2 separate regions of the Homo sapiens genome follow, and region 2 is linked to region 1. Evidence: chromatin loops called from intact Hi-C (ENCODE). Cell type or tissue: HepG2. All regions are shown on one strand. Each heading gives the region's core, and the rest is flanking DNA. Links, peaks and the distances in the headings are about the cores only.

The links. Hi-C counts contacts between places; a loop is a spot of excess contacts. Peaks named below come from ENCODE experiments on the same cell type or tissue, not always from the same donor. Only the 100,000 strongest peaks of a DNase experiment are listed, where the experiment ranks them.
Region 2: it touches region 1 in a loop (6-fold over the local background); 3 of 110 quality-filtered maps call a loop at or near these places.

The regions. Positions count from the first base shown.
Region 1 is chr9:91,670,626-91,681,548 of GRCh38, forward strand. No RefSeq gene overlaps it. Among named protein-coding and RNA genes, the nearest start is that of MIR3910-2, 40 kb to the left of the region's middle. In HepG2, for the core only: a CTCF peak has its summit at 5,629 (motif pointing left); no DNase peak of the experiment used is centred there.
Region 2 is chr9:90,980,313-90,991,235 of GRCh38, forward strand. No RefSeq gene overlaps it. Among named protein-coding and RNA genes, the nearest start is that of LINC02957, 11 kb to the right of the region's middle. In HepG2, for the core only: a CTCF peak has its summit at 5,095; a DNase peak (open chromatin) is centred at 5,099.

The DNA.
Region 1 (10,923 bases), core at 3,276-8,275:
CAAAGGAAATGCTTCGCTTTTGCCTATTCAGTATAATATTGGCTGTGGGTTTGTCATAAATAGTTCTTATTATTTTGAGATAATGTTCAATATCTAGTTTATTGAGAGTTTTTAATATGAAGGGATGTTGAATTTTATTGAAGGCCTTTTCTGCATTGCATCTATTGAGATAATCATGTGGTTTTTGTCATTGGTTCTTTTTATGTGATGGATTACGTTTATTGATTTGCATATTTTGAACCAGCCTTGCATCCCAGAGATGAAGCCTACTTGATTGTGGTGGGTAAGCTTTTGACGTGCTGCTGGATTTGGTTTCCCAGTATTTTTATTGAGGATTTTTGCATTGATGTTCATCAGGGATATTGGTCTGAAGTTTATTTGTTGTTGTTGTTGTTGTGTCTCTGCCAGGTTTTGGTATCAGGATGATGCTGGCCTCATAAAATGAGTTAGGGAAGATTCCCTCCTTTTCAATTGTTTGGAATAGTTTCAGAGGGAATGGTACCAGCTCCTCTCTGTACCTCTGGTAGAATTCAGCTGTGAATCCATCTGGCCCTGGGTTTTTTTTTATTGGTAAGCTATTAATTACTGCCTCAATTTCAGAACTTGTTATTGGTCTATTCAGGGATTCGACTTCTTCCTGGTTTAGTCTTTGGAGGGTGTATGTGTTCTGGAATTTACCAATTTCTTCTAGATTTTCTAGTTTATTGCGTAGAGGTGTTTATAGTATTCTCTGATGGTAGTTGGTACTTAGCGGGGTCAGTGGTGATATCCTCTTTATCATTTTTTATTGTGTCTATTTGATTCTTCTCTCTTTTCTTCTTTATTAGTCTAGCTAGAGGTCGTCTATTTTGTTAATTTTTTTTTAAAAAACCAGCTCCTGGATTCATACATTTTTTGAAGGCTTTTTCATGTCTCTAATCTCCTTCAGTTCTGCTCTGATCTTAGTTATTTCTTGTCTTCTGCTAGCTTTTGAATGTGTTTTCTCTTGCTTCTCTAGTTCTTTTAATTGTGATGTTAGGGCATCGATTTGAGATCTTTCTAGCTCTCTGACATGGGGATTCTGTGCTATAAATTTCCCTCTTAACACTGCTTTAGCTGTGTCCCAGAGATTCTGATACATTTTCTCTTTGTTCTCATTGGTTTCAAAGAACTTCTTGATTTCTGCCTTAATTTCTTTATTTACCAGGAGTCATTCAGGAGCAGGTTGTTCAATTTCCAGGTAGTTGTGTGGTTATGAGTGAGTTTCTTAATCCTGAGTTCCAATTTGATTGCACTGTGATCTGAGAGACTGTTTGTTATGATTTCAGTTATTTTACATTTGCTGAGGAGTGTTTTACTTCCAATTATGTGGTCAATTTTAGAGTAAGTGACATGTGGCACTGAGAAGAATGTATATTCTGTTGATTTGGGGTGGAGAGTTCTGTAGACGTCTATTAGGTCCAACTTGATCCAGAGCTGAGTTCAAGTTCTGAATATCCTTATTAATTTTCTGTCTCGTTGGTCTGTCTGATATTGACAGTGGGTGTTAAAGTTTCCCACTATTATTGTGTGGGAGTCTAAGTCTCTTTGTAGGTCTCTGAGAACTTGTTTTATGAATCTGGGTGCTCCTGTAGTGGGTGCATATATATTTAGCATAGTTAGCTCTTCTTGTTGAATTGATCCCTTTACCATTATGCAATACCCTTCTTTGTCTTTTTTGATCTTTGTTGGTTTAAAGTCTGTTTTGTCAGAGACTAAAATTGCAACCCCTGCCTTTTTTTTTCTTTCTTTTTATTTTTTTGCTTTCCATTTGCTTGGTAAATTTTCCTCCATCTCTTTATTTTGAGCCTATGTGTGTCTTTGCATGTGAGATGTGTCTCCTGAATACAGCACACCAGTGGGTCTTGACTGTATCCAATTTGCCAGTCTGTGTCTTTTAATTGGGGCTTTTAGCCTATTTACATTTAAGGTTAGTATTGTTACGTGTGAGTTTGATCCTGTCGTCATGATGCTAGCTGGTTATTTTGCCCACTAGTTGGTGCAGTTTCTTCATAGTGTCATTGGTCTTTATATTTTGGTGTTTTTGCAGTGGCTGGTACTGGTTTTACCTTTCCATATTTAGTGCTTCCTTCAGGAGCTCTTGCAAGGCAGGCCTGGGGTGATGAAATCCCTCAGCATTTGCTTTTCTGAAAATGATTTTATTTCTCCTTCGCTTATGAAGCTTAGTTTGGTTGGATATGAAGTTCTAGGTTGAAAATTTTTTTCTTTCAGAATGTTGAATATTGGCCCCCACTCTCTTCTGGCTTGTAGGGTTTCTATTGAGCGATCCACTGTTAATCTGATGGGCTTCCCTTTGTAGGTGGCCTGCCTTTCTTTCTGGCTGCCCTTAAGATTTTTTCCTTGATTTTGACTTTGGAGAATCTGACAATTATGTGTCTTGGGGTTGATCTTCTCGTGGAGTATCTTAATGATGTTCTCTGTATTTCCTGAATTTCAATGTTGGCCTATCTTGCTAGGTTGGGAGGTTCTCCTGGGTAATATCCTGAAGTGTGTTTTCCAACTTGGTTCCATTCTCCCTGTTTCTTTTTCAGGTATTCCGATTAATAATAGCTTCAGTCTTTTTACATTGTCCCATAATTCTCGGAGGTTTCATTCATTCCTTTTCATTCCTTTTTCTCTAATCTTGTCTGCCTGCCTTATTTCAGCAAGATGGTCTTCAAACTCTGATATTCTTTCTTCCACTTGGTTGATTCAGCTATTGATACTTGTGTGTGCTTCATGAAGTTCTCGTGCTGTGATTTTCAGCTCATTTAGGTTCCTCGCTAAGCTGGTTATATGGAATGTGTTTTGATGGCATGACTGAAAACTCTTTACCAAGCCCTAGGACCCAAATATTTTCTTCCTTTTTTTTTTTCTAAAAGCTTTATGGTTTATTTTTAAATCTATGATCCATTTTGAGTAAACCTCTGCATTAGGTGTGAGGTTTATGTCTATTCTACTTCTATTCTATTCTATTCTATTCTATTCTATTCTATTCTATTCTATTCCATTCCATTCTTGTCTGTGGATATCCAATGGCTCCAGCAGTATCTGTTGAAAAGCCTATCCTTTCTCCATCAAATTATTTTTGCAACTCTGTCAAAAATCAATTGGCCGTACTTGTGAAACTACCTGCGAGTCCACTATTCTGTTCCGGTGACCTATATGTCTATCCCTCTGCCAGCACCACAGTACCAATTATTGTAACCACATAGTAAGTCTTGAAATTGGGTAAAGTGATTGCTTCCACTTTTTTCTTTTATTCCCGAATTATTTTAGTTATTCTAGTTCCTTTGTTTTTCATATAGATTTTTAGAATGGTCTTGTCTATATCTATTTAAAAAATCTTCCTAGGATTTGATAGGAATGGTGCTAACCCTGTCTGCTAATTTGGAAAGAATAGACATTCTCACTATGTTGAGTCTTCCAATCCATGAACCCAAATTCGGTCTCCATTAATTTAGATTTTCAACCAGTACTTTGTAGTTTTTAGCATACATGTCCCATACATGTTTTCTTCAATTTATGCCCAAGTATTTCATTATTCTCTGAGTGATTGTAACTGGCATTGTATTTTAAATTTTGTTTTACACATGTTCCTTGCTAACATATAGAAATAAAACTGACTTTTTTTTACAGTTGCCCTTATATCCTGCTTATAAATGAGTTGTTAAACTCATTTATTAGTTCCAAGAGTTTGGGTTTTTTGGTTTTGTATTTTCCTTGGGACTTTCTACATAGATCATCATGTCATCTGCAAGTAGAAGCAGTTTTATATCTTTCTTTAGTGTCTACGTGACTTGTGTTTCCTTTTCTTGCTTCTTACAGTGCCTAGAACTTCCAGCACTTTGCTGAATAGAGCAATGACAGTGTGGATATTCTTGCCTTGTTCCCAGTCATAGTAGAAAACCATTCCAATTTTCTCCATTATGTATGATTTTAGCTGTACAGTTTTTTGTACATATTCTCTATCAAGTTGAAGTTCCCCTCTACTCTTAGTTTTCTGAGAATTTTGTATCATAAACAAGTGTTAAACTATTCAAATGCTTTTCTTCATGAATTGATATGATCGTGTGATTTTTCTTCTTTAGCCTATAAATATAGTGGATTACATTGATTGATTTTTAAAATATTGAACCAGCCTTGCATACCTTGAATATGGTATATAATTATTCTTATACAGCAGTGAATTGTATTTGCTAATTTTTTGTTAAGAATTTTTGCATCTTCATGAGGATATTGGTCTATGTTTGTTTGTTTGTTTGTTTACTGTCTTTGTCTGATTTTGGTATTAGGGTAATACTGGCTTCATAAAATGAGTTGAACGTATTTCCTTCCTTTTTATTTTCTTGAAGATTTTTGTAGAATTGGTGATAATTCTTTTTTAAACAGTTGGTAAAATTCTCCAGTGAAATCATCTGGGCCTAGAGATTACTTTTGGAGGAGTTTTAAATTACAAATTCAACTGTCTTAATTTCAAACGGATATTTAAATTATCTATTTCATGTTAGGTTAATTGTGGCAGTGTACTTTTTGAGAAATTGGTTCATTTCACCTAAGTTGTCAAATTTATGTATGTACAGTTGTTCATAGTATTCATTTATTGTCCTTCTGATGTTTACAGGATCTATCATCATATCTTCTGTTTCATTTCTGATATCAACTTTTGAGTCTTCTCTCTTTTTTATTAGTCTTACTAGAGATTTGTCAATTCTATTGATCTTTCCTGAGAACCAGACTTTTTGTTTCATTGGTTTTCTCTACTGTTTTTCTGCTCATGATTTCACTGATTCCTGCTCTTATCTTTTATTATTTTTTTCCTTCTGCTTGCTATAGATTTATTTTGCTCTTCTTTCTCTAGTTTCTTGTAGTGAGAGCTTAAATTACTCATTTGAGAATTTTACTTTTTTCTTTTTTTTTTTTTTTTTCCGAGACAGAGTCTCGCTCTGTCACCCAGGCTGGAGTGCAGTGGCATGATCTCGGCTCACTGCAACCCCCACCTCCTGGATTCTAGTAATTCTCCTGCCTCAGCCTCCCAAGTAGCTGGGATTACAGGCTCATGCCAACATGCCTGGCTAATTTTTGTATTTTTAGTAGAGACGGGGTTTCACCGTATTGGCCAGACTTGTCTCAACCTCCTGACATTGTGATCCCCCTGCCTCAGCCTCCCAAAGTGCTGGGATTACAGGCGTGAGCCACCGCGCCTGGCTGAGAATTTTACTTTTTTCTTATGTAAACATTTATTGCTATAAATTTCTCTCTCAGCATTATTTTAGCTGTGTCCCACACATTTTGATAAGATGTGTTTTCCTTTTCATTTAGGTCAGTATTTTTTTATTTCTCTTGAGACTCTCTCTTTGACCTATGGATTATTTGGGAGCATATTCTTTAGGCTTCAGGTGTTTCTGAACTTGGAATTTAGCCATTCTTTCAGGCAGCTGGGGGTGGGGCCTTTCTCCTACTGATGGATAGAGAAGGTCTTGACTTTCTACTAAGCCTCTTGGGACACCACCTTTGAAAGAAGGAGGAACCTTGTTATATGTGAGTCAGGTTGGAAGCACAGGCTCCCCATGTGATATCCACTGATGCCACCAGACACAAGGTGGCTTGCTGCCACCCAGCGGGGAGCTGGGGCTCCCTGTTGGCCTGTCAGGAGTGAAAATCAAGGGTCCCCACTCAGCCACATGTAAGTGCTGGAGTCCTGCCATAGTTTTTTCTGTGTCATTTGGTTTGAATGCAGTAGTTATTGTCTGAAAGTTTTCTGTCTTGCTAGGCTGCCCCTTTGCTGATCCTCTGTCTAGGGGAAGCAGATCTTTTTTTGGAACTTTTTTTGTCCAGGGCACATTGGTGTTTACAGACTGCTGGCTTCTCCAGTATCCAGTCTAAGACATAAGAGGCAAAAGAAAGCCCAGAGAACTCATCACCAAGTCTTCCTTGGGTCCCAAAGCCCCTAAACAGTCTGCTTTCTTCTGTCTGCCAATCGAAGTATTCTGATGTTTATCTTATATACAATCTCCAGGGTTTTTAGTTATACCTATTGGTGGGACTAAGTAAATGTGCATCTACTTCATTTCCCCAGAAGTAGAAGTCTCTAGAGTATGTTTTGCTTCTGGTAAGGAAAAGAAATCTCCATTTTTCTTTATTTTTCTAAACCATTATATATTAGCTATTTTTTTTGTTCTTCCAGAAAATGTCTAGAATAAAATTGCTGATCTCTCTCAAAATTCCCATTGGGGTTACAGTAAATGTAAAGTGACTCTATGACCCAGTAATTTAGAATATTCAATAACTAAATTGCAAATAATCTCTGGTCTCATATCAGAGAGATTGAAAATCTCAGGGAAACATCAGCCCTGGATACTTAATGAAGATTTCAAGACATAGGCCTTCCACTTCGTACATAACAAGTTCATTATAAAGTTCTGCTTCAAAATGTCATTCTTTGTCAGCGATTTTTTTTTTCCTGTCACACCACGCTACTCTAGCTATAACACTAAATTCTGTCATTCCCACTTTTGCACTATAGGATAGGGCTATGAACTCCTGAAAATATGGACTATGCTAACTTGGGCATATGGTCTAGTTTTTGTCCCCTAACTTTTTGAATGGGAGGACTTTAGGCTGATCATTGTAGGGGATGGCCTTGCTGATAAGGAATCTATAAACTCTGACTTCAGCTGACTCTCTTTCTGAAGAAAGCAGACCAAGGTTTTTAAAAATAGAGCAAACTGGAGCTTCCTGATTGTAGTACATGTCTGTGTTTGTTTTCTACTGGTTACATAAATATGGCAAATCACTCGACAGAGATTTATACTGCATTTCCTGGGATCCCAGGAGGAATGTTTTCTTTTCACTTGCCTTTTCTGCAAGAACGTGACAGCAGGAAGAAGGAGGTGGTGGTATTAAAACAAGTAGTTACGACTGCAAGTTGCAGAAGAAACATTTTTGGACAGATGTCAGAATGAAGAATTTCAGTCTGGAGAGTAATTTTTATGTAAGAGAATATGATGTAAGTTACAGTGAAATTGGGAAAAAGAAGTATTTAAGGAAAACTGTGACTTTTAAAGTCAATAAAAGGCACTAAAGGTTTTTTAAGAAACATCTTCTTGCACAAATATTGCAGTGGTGCTGACTGAGTCCCTCCCTTTCCTCTCTGGGCCCCACATTCTATTCAGGTGCGTGGAGAATCCTGGGAACCTGCACACAGGTGCTGGGCAACACCTGGCCCGAGAAACGTTTCATTTCACATTGATATGTAACATGGCCTGGCTTTACCATGTCAAATTCCATTTAGTTTTGTTTAAAGATAAAATGTAAACATGCCCAGAAGAGTTCTCTTTTTTCCCTTATTGGAAACAGATGAAAGGACTTGATGGCGTGGGGGGAGGCAAGGGAGGCATCTTTTGTGATTCAATTATATAGATGCAGTGACAATAGGCTTTTCTCTAGAGGAGTACATTGTGTGCACAGGCATTTACTTAGTAGTAAATGAATTTAATTAAATTGGACTGCTTGAGCTCCCAGAGTTTCAAGAGAAAATTTGTTGGCTCCTTTGCTTCAAAATTCTTCTGCAGCAACATTTTGGAAAAAGCATTTTACTTAAGTAGAGTGTTATGGGATAAACTGCATCTCCCCACAACACCCCAAAATTCATATGTTGAAGTCCTAATCTCCAATACCCCAGACTGTGACTGTATGAGGAGGGAGGGTCCGCAGAGAGGTAATTAAGCTTCAATGAGGCCATTTGGGTGGGCCCTAATCCCATATGACTGATGTCCTTATAAGAAGAAATTAGGACACAAATTGGTAAAGAGGGACTGCAATATGAAGACACGGAGAAGACAGCCATCTAGAACCCAAGGAGAGAGACCCCAGAAGAAACCAACCCTGCCAATAGCTTGATCTCAGACTTCCAGCCCCCAGGACTGTGAGAAACTAGATTTCTGCTGTTTAAGGTACTCGGCCTGTGGGCCTCTGTTACTGTGGCCCTGACATGATACTGCATGTGGTTATACCACCTAGTGATGCAGCGGCTGCAACTGTTTTAATGGATTTAAGTTACAAACAAAGACAAGACAAAGCAAAAATATAAAGCAAGTCATTTGGGTAACCTAAGATAAGACAGACCTGAGACATGACAGTGGCATTTTCCTGGATGTTTTCACAGAGAATATATTCTCCATACCCCACCTGATTCATCCTGACACAGGTGTGGCCGTGTCATTCTTGTGCTTCAACCCCTTTGATGACTCTTCCCTTGGCTGAGGGTAAATTATGTCCACCTCCTGGCTCTGGTTCTCATCAAGGCCTTCTCAGTCTCCCTGCCTCTTTCCCCAGGCTACCCTTTCTGGGTACTGCATTCCAGACATACTCATTTTCTTTCAGGTCTTCCAATGCCTTTCCTGCTTGCACCGAGGAGGAACCTTTGCCTGGGACAGCCCCAGTCCTGCAGCAGGCACTTCCCACTTTCTGTCTAGATAACTTCTGCTCCTTTTCAGGAAACGTGGTTCTAACTCCAGACTACTGGTCTACCTCCTGTGCTTCCCTAGACCCCAAAAAGTTTCTTGGTCCAGGTGTTGCCCAGCACCTGTGTGCAGATTCCCAGGATTCTCCACGCACCTGAATAGAATGTAGGGCTGAGAGAAGAAAGGGAGGGACTCCGTCAACACCACTGCAATATTTGTGCAATAAGGATGTTGTTCCTCAAAAAACCTCTGTCTAGGGAAGGCACTCTGTGTCACTAAATTTCCCCCTCTCTGTGCTCGTTTGATTGACTGTCCTCCTGTGAGGCTGGAAGCTCCAGAAGATACCGTCCCTGCATTTGATTGCTGTATCCTCAGCATCTCGCACAGTTGCCTGACTCATTATTAATTTCACACCTACAAAATATTTGACAAACAGCAAAACAATAGCCTATAAGTCTCTGTTTGCTTCCAGAAAAGCAAAGGAATAAAAGGTTTTAAACACTCTACTCTCTTTTTACTGTCCCACTCTTGAATTTTAATAAGTAAGTAATTTCTTCTCATACCCTAATAAGCATGCAGGAAGGATCTCTTGAGGCATAGGAGTAGAATGAAATGAGGTCGATTGATCCTTCGGGCTACCTTATGAAACTCATCTCCAATTTTAATCCACCCACACAGACTGAGCACTTTCTTTTCTTTTCTTCTTTTTTTTTTTTTTTTTTTTTTTTTTTTGTAGACGGAGTCTCGCTCTGTCGCCAGGCTAGAGTGCAGTGGCACAATCTTGACTCACTGCAACCTCCACCTCCCAGGTTCAAGCAATTCTCCTGCTTCAGCCTCCCAAGTAGCTCGGACTACAGGCACACACCACCACACCCAGCTAATTTTTTTGTATTTTTAGTAAGACAGGGTTTCATCATGTTAGCCAGGATGGTCTCGATCTCTTGACCTTGTGATCTGCCCGCCTCAGCCTCCCAAAGTGCTGGGATTACAGGCATGTGCCACCGTGCCCGGCCAGACTGAGCACTTTCTAAGTCTGAACTGAATCCTGGTAACACAGTCCTTACCTTCAGCATGCTGGATAAATGCGTGCTGGTTTCTGCGTCGTCGTGTGTTAACATCTGGATAGGCTCTGGGAGAAGGGAATGGTAAGCCACCGGTTCTAGAGAAGTGGTTGGAAGTCTGTTAGAGGCAGAATCTTCCAGATTCAAAGCTTCCTGGGTGAGTCATTCAGCAAAAAATGTTTTAAAGTTACCTCAACCATATCAGTTAGACTATTTAAGTGAGTCGATTATAAATAATCTGTGGTCTCATATAAAAGTGATTAAAAATCTTATCAGCCCCAGATACTAAAGGACGATTTCATGCTCCCAGGCCTTTAATTTCATACCTAACATGCCAATCGTAGAGTTCTGCCTCAATATGTATTTTTTCATCATGCAAATGAAAGTTTGTGATTTTACTACAACAAAAATTAGTGTAATTCTTTTCATAGTGTTTGTCTCATTCAATATATTGTATTATGACCCCCGTTAGCTTCCAGTAAGCATATGGATTTAATGAAAAGGGGACTCCAGCTCTTGGTAAATTTCTAAATTTACTAGAACTGACTAGTTTTGGTTATTTGATGCCAAAAGAGGGCGTGTCAGACATTAGCCTTCCTGGCAGCCAAACGGCAGTGAACTGGAAGCACTGGGAAAGGCAGGCCGGCGCCCTCAGCCTTGCAGGAAATGTCTGTCTTTGGTGCCCCACCAGCCCCCTTGCCATGGAGCCCTACAGAAACCAGACTTAAAATCTGTTCACGCTGGCCTCGACGTAAAATACAACACCTCACATTTCACACCTTGTTGGCCTATCATGTTTAGTTGGATCCCGTTTCGACTAATATTTTTCCACAGTTGGCTCTTTAAGATGGCATAGAAATTATTTACAACATCAAAGACCTCTGTGACACCATTTCCCCCACCTTCCCCCCGACACCCACTCAACATATCACGTGGCCCCCTCCAAGGCACCAGCACTCACTGGGAGGCTGCGGATGGGCCGCCCCCACTGCTTGCCGCCCCACCCCACCCCAGCAGGAGGGGACCTGGCCGGGGCTGGGGACTGGGGACGTCTGTGCCACGGCCACAGCACGCAGTTCCTTGGGTCACACCCTGCAAAACGAGATGCCAGCATGTCGCCATGGCTTTGCTGGTCCTTCTTGTTGACGATAAAAAGGAACAAGCACTAACTGCTGAAGAAACGCAGGGGATCTCTGCTCTCTTCGCTCCTTTAGTGCCCGAGGTGGAGATGGGCTAGCCTCGGACTCTGGCGGGAGCAGCCTCACGCCATTCCCTTTCTTTAGAATAGTTTTATTCCAGTTCAATTCTTTAGAATAGTTTTTCTAGGCCATTTCCTCTTTTCGAAGGGTCTAATAACCGTGCCTCCTTCATAAGGATAT
Region 2 (10,923 bases), core at 2,047-7,046, 690 kb before region 1:
TAGTGAAGAATCCATATTGTAAAGATGCCAATTCTCCTCCAACTGAATCTGTAAATTATGATCAAAATCTCAACATGATTTTCTGCAATATTTTATGAAAAATTTAAACACAAAAAAGTTGAATTTCAGTGAGTACACATATACTGCCACCTAGACTCTGCTATTACCATTTAACCATATTTACTTTATCACAAACTCTCTGTTTATCCATCTCTCTATCCACCCATCAATTCATCATTTTAGTCCATATTAAAGTTGCAGGCATCAGTACACTTTACCCCTAAATGCTTCATATACATCCCATTAACTAGAGTCAATATTTGTTTACAGTTTTTAAGGGAAAATTTACATGCAGTCAAATGCACAAGTCCTAAGTGAACATTTCCTAAGACCTGAGATGGATATTCCTGGGTGACACAAATTGGTGTCACGTAGGAAACATTAACGTCACCAGAAAGCGCTGTCATGTGCCTGCCAGTCAATCCCCAAGCCGGCTTTGAGGCTACCGCTTTTCTGATGTTTTCCCACCATGGTTATCTTCGCCTCCTCTAGAAGTTCATACAAATGGGATCTTACAGTCTGTGCTCTTTTGTGTCAGATTTCTTTCCCCTAGCATAATTATTTTAAGATTCAGCCAAGCAGTTGCATGTATCCATACTTCAATCCTTTTTAATTCCTGTGTAAGACTCCACTGTATAAATCAACCAGTCTCATTATCCATTCAACTGCTGATGAATACCTGAGATATTTGTCATCCAGGTTTTAAATGGAATTTGGCAAGCTAATTCTAAAGTACATATGGGAAGAAAAAAGTACAATGGCCAAGTAGAAATTTCTCTGAAGGGGATCTTCACAGACATGAAGCATATGAAAGCTATGAAAGCATATTATACAGCCATGATAATTAAAAGAGGGGATTTTGACATAGAAAAGGAAAATAAGGCCGGGTGCGGTGGCTCACGCCTGTAATCCCAGCACTTTGGGAGGCCGAGGCGGGCGGATTACGAGGTCAGGAGATCAAGACTATCCTGGCTAACACAGTGAAACCCCGTCTCTACTAAAAATACAAAAAATTAGCCAGGCGCGGTGGCGGGCGCCTGTAGTCCCAGCTACTCAGGAGGCAGAGCTTGCAGTGAGCCGAGATCGCACCACTGCACTCCAGCCTGGGCAACAGGGTGAGACTCTTGTCTCAAAAAAAAAAAAAGAAAAAAAGAAAGAAAGAAAGAAAGAAAACAAGAAAAGGAAAATAAATCAACTGAATAGAGTTTAAAAGCCCAGAAACAGAAAATGTGCTTAAATAACAGTGGGCATTTTAACAGCCCTCACTATGAATTACATTAAAACTTGAAAAAAAAAAAAGAAAAGAAGAAGAAGAAAATATATAGAACATAGGAAAGGCTTTCCTAAGGAAAGTGTAAAACCCAGAAGCCATAAATGGAAAAACTGACTAATTTAACCACATAAAGTTTGAAACCATCTGCACAATGAAAAACAGAAAAATTAAAAAGATAAATGTTGGTTTCAAAAGAAAGCGTTTATACCCATAGATATTTTCTGAACTCTGACTAATCAGTAAATGTAAGATAACTCCTAGAAAACTGCAAAGGAAATGAACAAGTGTCACCAAAAGGGAGAAATACCAGTGGCCAGTGTGTGTCTTTCAACGTTCAATCTTGCTCATCCTCAATGAATTGCAAATCAAAGACCATCAACTGACAAAGAAAAAAAAATTTTTTTTTTTTTTGAGACAGAGTCTCACTCTGTTGCCCAGGCTGGAGTGCAATGGCATAATCTTGGCTCACCTCAACCTCCGCCTCCTGGGTTCAAGTAATTCTCCTGCCTCAGCCTCCCGAGTAGCTGGGCTTACAGGTGTGCACCACCACATCTGGCTAATTTTTGTATTTTTAGTAGAATTGGGGTTTCACCACGTTGGCCAGGCTGATCTTGAACCCCTGACCTCATGTGATCCACCTGCCTTGGCCTACCAAAGTGTTGGGATTGCAGGCGTGAGCCAACCACACCCGGCCAACAAAGAAAGTTTTTAAAGTTGAAAATAAACACTGTCGGCAAGAGTTTGAAGCACTGTCATATATTTTGTCTGCAGGAGTATAGAAAAGTAAAGCCTGCACTGTCAATATGCATATCAGTGACCCACTGATACTTCTAGCTTTGTATATCTACAAAAATACTGAAACACAAACATTGTGGTATTGAAAACTTGAAAATAACTCAAATGTTCATCAAGAAGAAAATGGTTACGTAAAATATGATATACTCATATGATCCAATATTATTCAGCTCTTTAAAATAATAAGGAAGAGGCTACAGACTAACATGGAAAACAATCTCCAAGCTATATTTTTAAAAAGATAAGTATAAAACATTATGTACTATGTGATCTAATACATGTAAAAAATGATCCAAGTATATGCACATGTACAGGTTTATTAAGGCAGAAGAAAATACTTGAAGGCTTCATAGCCAGAACCATTTCCAAAAAGTGAATTTTTATTCTGTTTCCTGGTCTGTGGCTTGGATCTTTACAATGAGACTGTATTGCTTGTCTGTGGCTCCTTTGTTTTTTCATTTTTCAAGAGTAGGGGAAAGTTGAGGAAGGCCCATGATTTATCTTTCTTATGACTCTTTAATTTAATAATTTAAAATTATTCATACCATTTTTAAATACAGTCTTAGTCATCTCCATCGTCGTTGTCATCATCATCCAGGTTTGCAGTCATGGAGCACCCTTCCGTGCATGGGACATGTTACATATGTCATGTCTGATGCCCATCACCATTCTGCAAAGGGGATATTGTTATCTCTTTTTTTTTTTAGATGGAGTCTTACTCTGCTGCCCAGGCTGGAGTGCAGTGGTGTGATCTTGGCTCACTGAAACCTCCACCTCCCAAGTTCAAGAGATTCTTCTGCCTCAGCCTCCTGAGTAGCTGGGATTACAGGTATGCACCACCACACCTGGCTAATTTCTGTATTTTTAGTAGAGATGGGGTTTCACCATGTTGGCCAGGCTGGTCTCGAACTCCTGGCCTCAAATGATCTGCCCACCTTGGCCTCCCAAAGTGATGGGATTACAGGCATGAGCCACCTCATTTGTCCTTTTGATAGACAAATAATCTGGGACTCAGGGATGTTATACAACCGCCAAAAGCAGAGCAGGGATGGAGCCATTGTTGGGCTCCTACTTCTCTCTCCACCCCCTGGTGGCTTTCAGGAGACATATCCTGAGTAGGACCCTTTCAGAGGCCCTGCCCTCCCACGGGACACATTCAGGATGCTCCCACACCCCTGGCTGTCATTGCACCATGTCCACACTGGAGCTGACATCTGCAAGGGCATCCGGCCAGCCAGGCCTTCCCCTGGGTACTCTGAAGTCAAGTTGGCCATAGGATGCCAGCAGGAACACCACCATCTTCATATACTTATATATACATGTATACACACACATATACATACATGTACAAACACACAGATACACTCACCTATATATACATGTTTTTGATAGAAACTCAGCTTCTCTGGGCACCAAAAGCAATCATGCTGAATGGAATTGGACATAGGCAAAATTGTGAAGAATAATAAGGCCTCCTCGTATTTTCCTCTCATTTCCCATTCAGCACATAGTGTTATTTGATGTAGGCTGAGCATCAAATCGCATCATGGGCAGGGAATGCAGGTATGGGAGGACTCCTGGATGGACTGGACCAGGTATTCCTCCAGCCCTCCCACCCCATTCTTCTGTGCAGGGTGCTTACCAATGCACCACCCCTGGCATTTATAAAAGCAAACAGTGTGTTCTGGCTAGAATCCTCCCCTTCTCTGTTTAGCCACATGCTTCTCCCCTCCCTTGCTTTGCCTTCAGGAGTCAGTGCAGGCTGACCGCCTGTGCCCAGATGCAGCACTCAGTCTGTCTAAGGTTCCAAGGCTGACTGCACTTCCTCCCTCCTCCCAGCCTGTTGCCCTTCATGCCTTTCCCTGGGCTACCTCCCACCTCCACCCTCCCAAGAAAAACTACCTCCCTCCTTACACACTGACGACAGGTAGTGGCTTCAAGTTGTCCTCATCTTATAATATATATGTAATATATACTTGAAACTTTCCATAGCCAAACCCAGGAAATTCTGGTACTAATGGGTACCCATGAAATCCAGAAGAAGGGACTATTTGTGGGAAAGTGAGCCTTTTGGTCCCCAGTGCTATCCGTTCTCTCTTTTGATATGTGTAATTGCTGTTTTAATGTCATACAGTTAAAATGAGCATGCACAAAGTAAAATGTCATCAAAATCCTCCCATGAAGTGGCTCCCTGCAGCTCATGGACTTAAAGGTGAAAATACACACTTACTCGTCTCCAAAGCCAGTTGTTAGGAATCTTTCTTAGAGATCCCATTTTCATAGGAATTCCAGAATCTCATTTATTTATAGCTGTCCTGCATCAACAATGAATACATTGAATACAACTGGAAGTGCCAATTCCTTCCTGAGTTTAAAATTTATACTGGTGTCTAGTAAATGGCTCTCAGAGAACTTCCTTGGGTTCCAATCATTAAGGGGTGCCAATGAATCATCCAAGATCAAGAAAGAGAGAAAACACTACTGCTACACCTCCTTTTAGAAACAGCATGGGGGGGCCAGGCACGGTGGCTCACGCCTGTAATCCCAGCACTTTGGGAGGCCGAGGCCAGCGGGTCACCTGAGGTCAGGAGTTCCAGACGAGCCAGGGCAACATGGTGAAACCCCGTTTCTACTAAAAATACAAAACTTAGCCAGGCATGGTGGTGCATGCCTGTAATCCCAGCTACTTGGGAAGCTGAGGGAGGAGAATCACTTCAACCCGGGAGGCAGAGATTGCAGTGAGCTGAGATCATGCGACTGTACTCCAGGCTGGGTGACAGAGCGAGACACCATCTCAAAAAAAAAAAAAAAAGAACATGGGGTTTCATCTGGAAGGATGGTTCTTGTCAGCGGATGTGGGAGCCATGTGAGTGTAGAGAGGAATGGAGAGTGAGGATGTAGAGCTCGTACGTGCTCCACACCTACCAGTGTGAGGCCAAGCAGCCCTGCTCTAGACCTCACAGTAGGAGGAGCTGTGGGTCCAGCAGAGGGTTCCTTTCCCTGCCGTCCCCGGAGATCTGAACCTTTCTCTAGATAGTCATACATACTGGACAAATAGGGCAAGATCTTCTACTACGAAGATGTATGTGGTCCAACACATAGCCCAGATTTACGTGGCCTGTCGATGCACACACTAACCCTTGCTGCTATTAGCTCTCCTCCCTAATAGGTAAGAGCACTGATTTTTCCTTAAGCGTGCTATTCTGGAAAAATCTACATGATGCCTGCTCTGGTCTGGCCATGTGACAGTTCTTCCAGAGGGACTTATATGTTCCTGTGGGTTCTGGGACTGGAAACACCTTATCTTGGGAGATGTCTCACACTTAAGTTGAGCAAATGATTTCCCTTCTCGGCTTTTTCACGGTGGATTCACAGGCACATGGTTTCTGTCTGAATGTGTAGAAAACAATTATCTCATCTCATCCACTCACTGTCCTGACTGTCAGAACCTGCCCTTACAAGTCCCAAATCCAGCTGTGTTTCTTCTTCAGTTACAAAAGGAAGTAGAAGATGATCTATTTTAAACTGCCATGGGGAAAACACAATGGGAATCAACAATTCAATTTTTCTTTAACTTTGTTAAGAGAAACTCATTTTTATCAAGCCGTATTGGGAATATAAAAGTAGAAGCTAGAAGGGAAGCAGTGTTGCCTATAATTTGTGTCTGGTCCTGAACATATGCTTTCTTATTTCTTGCACCCGTTTAACCCAGCACAAATCTTATGTATTTCCTACATCATTCATTGTTTTGTGCTTGAAAAAATATTTTTCTCTACATTCATCTTTCTCTGTGGGCTTCCTATTCCTTGACACTCTTTTTGACATCAGAGTCAACTTCCTCCTCAACCTGTCCAAATATTCTCTGACTTATTATTGAATGACTGCATTGGCACTCACCAGATTAGAGTAATTTCCAAGCTAATAATTACACTGGGCAGAGCCACAGACACACACAATCTCACACACACACTCACACACACACACACACACGTGTCTCCAGGCATCCCCTGCAGCCTTTGGCTTCACACATACCACATCATAATGCTGCTGGGAATGGGGAGGTTCCTCCGCTAGGTCCATCGAAGCACCCAGATTAAAATATGGTGACCATTTTATTATTTTATCAGACCAGAAAGGAGAAGCCACGGCCCTTAAAATATAGGTGCCCTTAAAGGAAAATTGAATGAATAATTTTAAGCTGAATACGAGTGTGGAAATCCAAGTTACATGATAACCGCTGGCCTGATGTTCTCATGGCACAGTCTTGATTAATACTTTTTAGCCTACTGCTATATGTTTACTGAACCCCTCAGGACAACTTTAATTGGTTCTGAAAAAGCCTGAATATGCCACATTATTCTAGAAGATGACAGTAACAGGTTGGGTGACCTGTGAAGCAGATTCGCAATCAAAATGAATGATTGTTTGTATTTTAAGCCTCTGAGTCTGGGTGTTTGTTATGCAGAAGTACTGAGGTCTGGGACATCCCTGTGAGCTCCCCATCTTCCTATTCCAGCAGGGTATTTTCTGTTAGCCCAATCCTGTTTCTTTCTTAGGCCATCAACCTCCACAAGATCACAGAGCACAGTGAGAGATAATCTATGTTATACACCCAGGAGGTCCAAAAATTTGGTTCCAAAACTTCCTACTAATGTAGAAAAGCATAAGGAACCTTGGCTCCATATAACCATCAATTTAATGCACATTTCAAAATAATTTCAAATGGTAATTTCAAAATAATATATACCAATATTTTTAATATATTACTATGATATATTATGTACTAATATGTTAATAATTAATATAAATGATAACAACATTTAATATGGAAACTTCCCCTGAAGCTCATGACAGAAAATCATACTAGTCCTTGTCTCCTGGCAGGAAATAAGGAAATAAATGTAGAGTATCTAGATTGAATCTGAACCAAGTATAATATATCACGCAACTGCTGGCATCTGATGCATATGTTGGCATAACTTGAAGACATGATAGTCTTTCTCAAATGAATAATTATCTCTGGTTTAACAGGGCCTATTTCATCCAGTTAGCAGTCCTTATATGCAAAAGGATGAAGATACTGGACAGGACAAGCCCCCTGTGATGAGGGCTGCAGGAATGTCATAAAATCTTCTCCCTTACATGTGTGTGGACTTGCTGTGGGTGGCATGAATAACCATGGCATGATAGTGATAAGTATATAAAATAAAGGGAAAATTCAATGGTCATTACTTGTTTTCTTCCCTCCTCTACCTGCAGAAACAGCACCACAGTTGCTTGGGAACATTTCCAGCAACTCTCCAGAACTGATGGAAGATCAGATACGAGGTAGTTGGCAGGCAATGACTAACTAGCTGTTGCAGTTAAGAAGAGGTATAAAACCCTTCTGGTTGGTAGGCCCACACTCTCCATAATGACCTGATCCTCTGTGTGTTTATATAATGGGAAACCCAGGAAGAAAATGCTCTGTTCTCATCAACGTGTGTCTGAATTGTTACTCTTCAGTTTATTTCCATTATTTCCTAACTCTCAGAACGGGAGTATATCCCTGCGACTGAAGAAATAACATTTCTCAAGGAACACTACAGTGGCCTGTATTTTCCAAAGATGACACCAACAATATGTTCCCAATCCACAGATTCTCCTGCAATGTGACGGTCAGACCCTTTGACCACTTTGTCCAATAGAACACAGCAGAGAGAATGCTGTTCCACTCGTGGTTGTCCTTAACAGGTCTGGGAACTTTCACTTCCTGCTTTGTGAAAGCCAAGCGCCATGAAAGAGGTATGGCGATCTGAAGACCACCAACCTGTGAGTAGTCCAGGTTCCACTGACAGGCCCTGAAGGATGAGGATGTCACGTGGAGAGGGAAAAGCAAGGAGCAGCATCAAGTGACAGTCCTAGCCAGGCAGAGCAGAGAAGAACCACCCCAGACAAGCCCCTGAAATATTTCAGACACACAAAATCATGAGTTTTAAGCCATTACTGGCTTGTTGAGGTTCCTATGACTCAGCAATAGATAACTAAAACAGGTTCCAGTGTTTATCCCAGTTTTGCCCAATCCCAATCTTCACTGAAGGATGCCATTTGACCATCAATTAGTCGCTGTGTCCTCTAAGGAAGCATGCAGACAGCAAGTTTGTGGTGTTTACTAAAGAAACACTCTATGTTTGACCCATTGCACTGGACACAGATGGCTGCCTTGAGAGTCAGGGCTCCTATGGTACATATGTCTTTATTTTATAAGCAGGATGACCATATTTTCTGAACCACAGACCCAGGAATGTGGTTTGACAATTATAAATGCAATCAGGAGGCAAGAAGACCGAATATTTTAAATCAGCACTACCCCAGAAAATACGGAAATTATACTGGTTGTGCTTACTGTCTGTCGTGTTTTATAAATAAACCTTAGACAATCTACGTACCCTTCATGTTTCTACTCCTTTGTTAGTAATAAACTACTACATCCTTCACAGATTGTGGAGATTAAATGAGATAATTCACACATAATCAGGAGACTATATGGCACATTGTAGAACTGCTCCATAAATATTAGCTAATTACATTTTTATAGTTGCTATCTCTTTATGTCCCTTTCATATACCTTAAGTACAGTAAGTGTTCAATAAATAGTTGTTTATGGAAGTTAAGGTTGTTTGTTGGGATTATGGAGTCTATTAGTTGGCTATTGTTGTGTAACAAATTACCATAAACTTAATGGCTTCAAACAACTTCCATTCATTATCTCACAGTTCTGTAGGTCAGAAGTCCAAGTGGGCTCAACTGGGGTCTCTACTTAGGGTCTTTCAGGGCTGAAATTTTGGCTGGGCTGGGCTCTAACCAAGGTTCTGAGGAAGAGTCTGCTTTTAAGCTTGTTCAGGTTGATGGGAGAATTCCATTTTTTGCTATTGCTTGACTGACTTCTCCATTTCTTTGTTAGCTGTCAGTCAAGGGCCATTCTCAGCTCCTAAGGCCATTTGCATTCTTTGCTCCATGGCCTCCTCTATCTTCAAAGCCAGTAATTGTTCATCAAATACTTCTCATACTTGGAATCTCTCTGACTTCCTCTTCTTCTACCAATCAGATAAAACTCCACTTTAAAAAAATAGATTTAGGAGGTACAAGTGCAGTATTGTTACATGTATGTGGATATATTTCATCATGGTGAAATCTGGACTTTTGCGTACACGTCACTCAAATAGTGAACATTGTACCAAATAGGTAGTTTTTTAACCTTCACCCCATTCCCATCTCCTCATCTTTTGGAGTCTCTAACATCTGCTATTCCACTTTATATGTCCATGCATACCCAGTGTGTAGTTCCCACTTACAAGTGAGAACATGCAGTATTTAACTTTCCGTTTCTGAGTTATTTCACTTATGATAATGATTCCAGGTCCATCTATGTAAAACTCTATATTTAAAGGGCTCATATGGTTAGGTTAGGCCCACCCAGATTATATTTTTATTTTAACATCAACTCATTAGTGACCGTAACCACATAGGCAGGATTTCTTTGCTATATCACTTAACCTAATCATGGATGCTGCAATGGGGGCAGAGATCATTAGGGCCACCTACAGTTCTGTCCACCAGAGTACAAACTCTGGCCCCATAATTCACTCTCACTTGCAGAAAACATTTACCTGCTCCCCAAGGTTTCCAACAGTCTCATCCCATTATCACACTAGATAAAGTCCAGAATCTCACCAGCTCAAAAGCCCAAAACTCATTATCTACTTATCTGAATCAGGTGTAGATAAAGCTTCTGAGTGTCACCCATTAAGTACAGCTCCAGGGGCACAATTTGTCTCCACCTACACACCTGTGAAATAAAAGACACAAGGTATCTTTCTCCAATACTCCCAACACACAATGGTGGAAAGAATAACAGTTATAGAACTCAAGTCCAAAATTGGGGAAATGGAAGGTAAAAAGGAGTCATTTGTTTCAATCTGTTTTGAAACCCAGCTGGGCAAAATCCACCAGGTCTCAAAGCCAGGTAACCTGTGTCTCTCAGCTGCTCTGGGCTTTCATCTTCAACTTCTGGGCTCCTGCTTTAGCTCTTAGAGTCATGCTCCGTTTTTCACAAAAGGTGACAGGTGTTTGCAGCTGGGGAATTTTATCAGTCTGCTTTTGCCATTTTGTAATATCTATATTCCATTTAGTCCTAGTTGGCATCTTTATTTTCTGCTAATCTGTTTTGCTAAAATATTTCCACTAATACAATGTTTTTTTCTAAAGTGTGTGGGCCTTGTGTGTATTTTCACTGGGTTTCTCTGCATTAGACAAAAGCTATACACACAAATCTTTCTCTAATAATCTCTTCTCTATCTTTGGCTTCTGCTTGGAGTGCTGAACACCAGTGTTTTTAAGCTTCCCAGAGGCTCTCTGGTTTGATTAGAAGATCTACATGGAACACTCTTAATCCCTTGGAAGAGTCATTATGTGGCTGAATACACAAGACCTCTGAGCTTTCCAGGGTTTCAGCAAAGAGCTGCACAAACACATATTCAGCCTTTTCTCTATGTCATAATTTTGGCATCCATCTCTGACTTCTAGGGGTATTTTTTGCCACCTGGAGAGGCTAAACTTTTGAAATTATCAAGTCGTTGTCCCTTCAATAAGTCTTCCTTCAATATGTCTCTCTTCTATTACATTTTAACATAAAAAGCAAGAAAAAAACAAGCAGCACCTTCAACACTTTGCCTGGAAATTTCCTTAGCTATATATTCCAGTTTATTACTTATGAGTTCTGCTTTTTATGTAACAACTGGACACAATTTCACTAA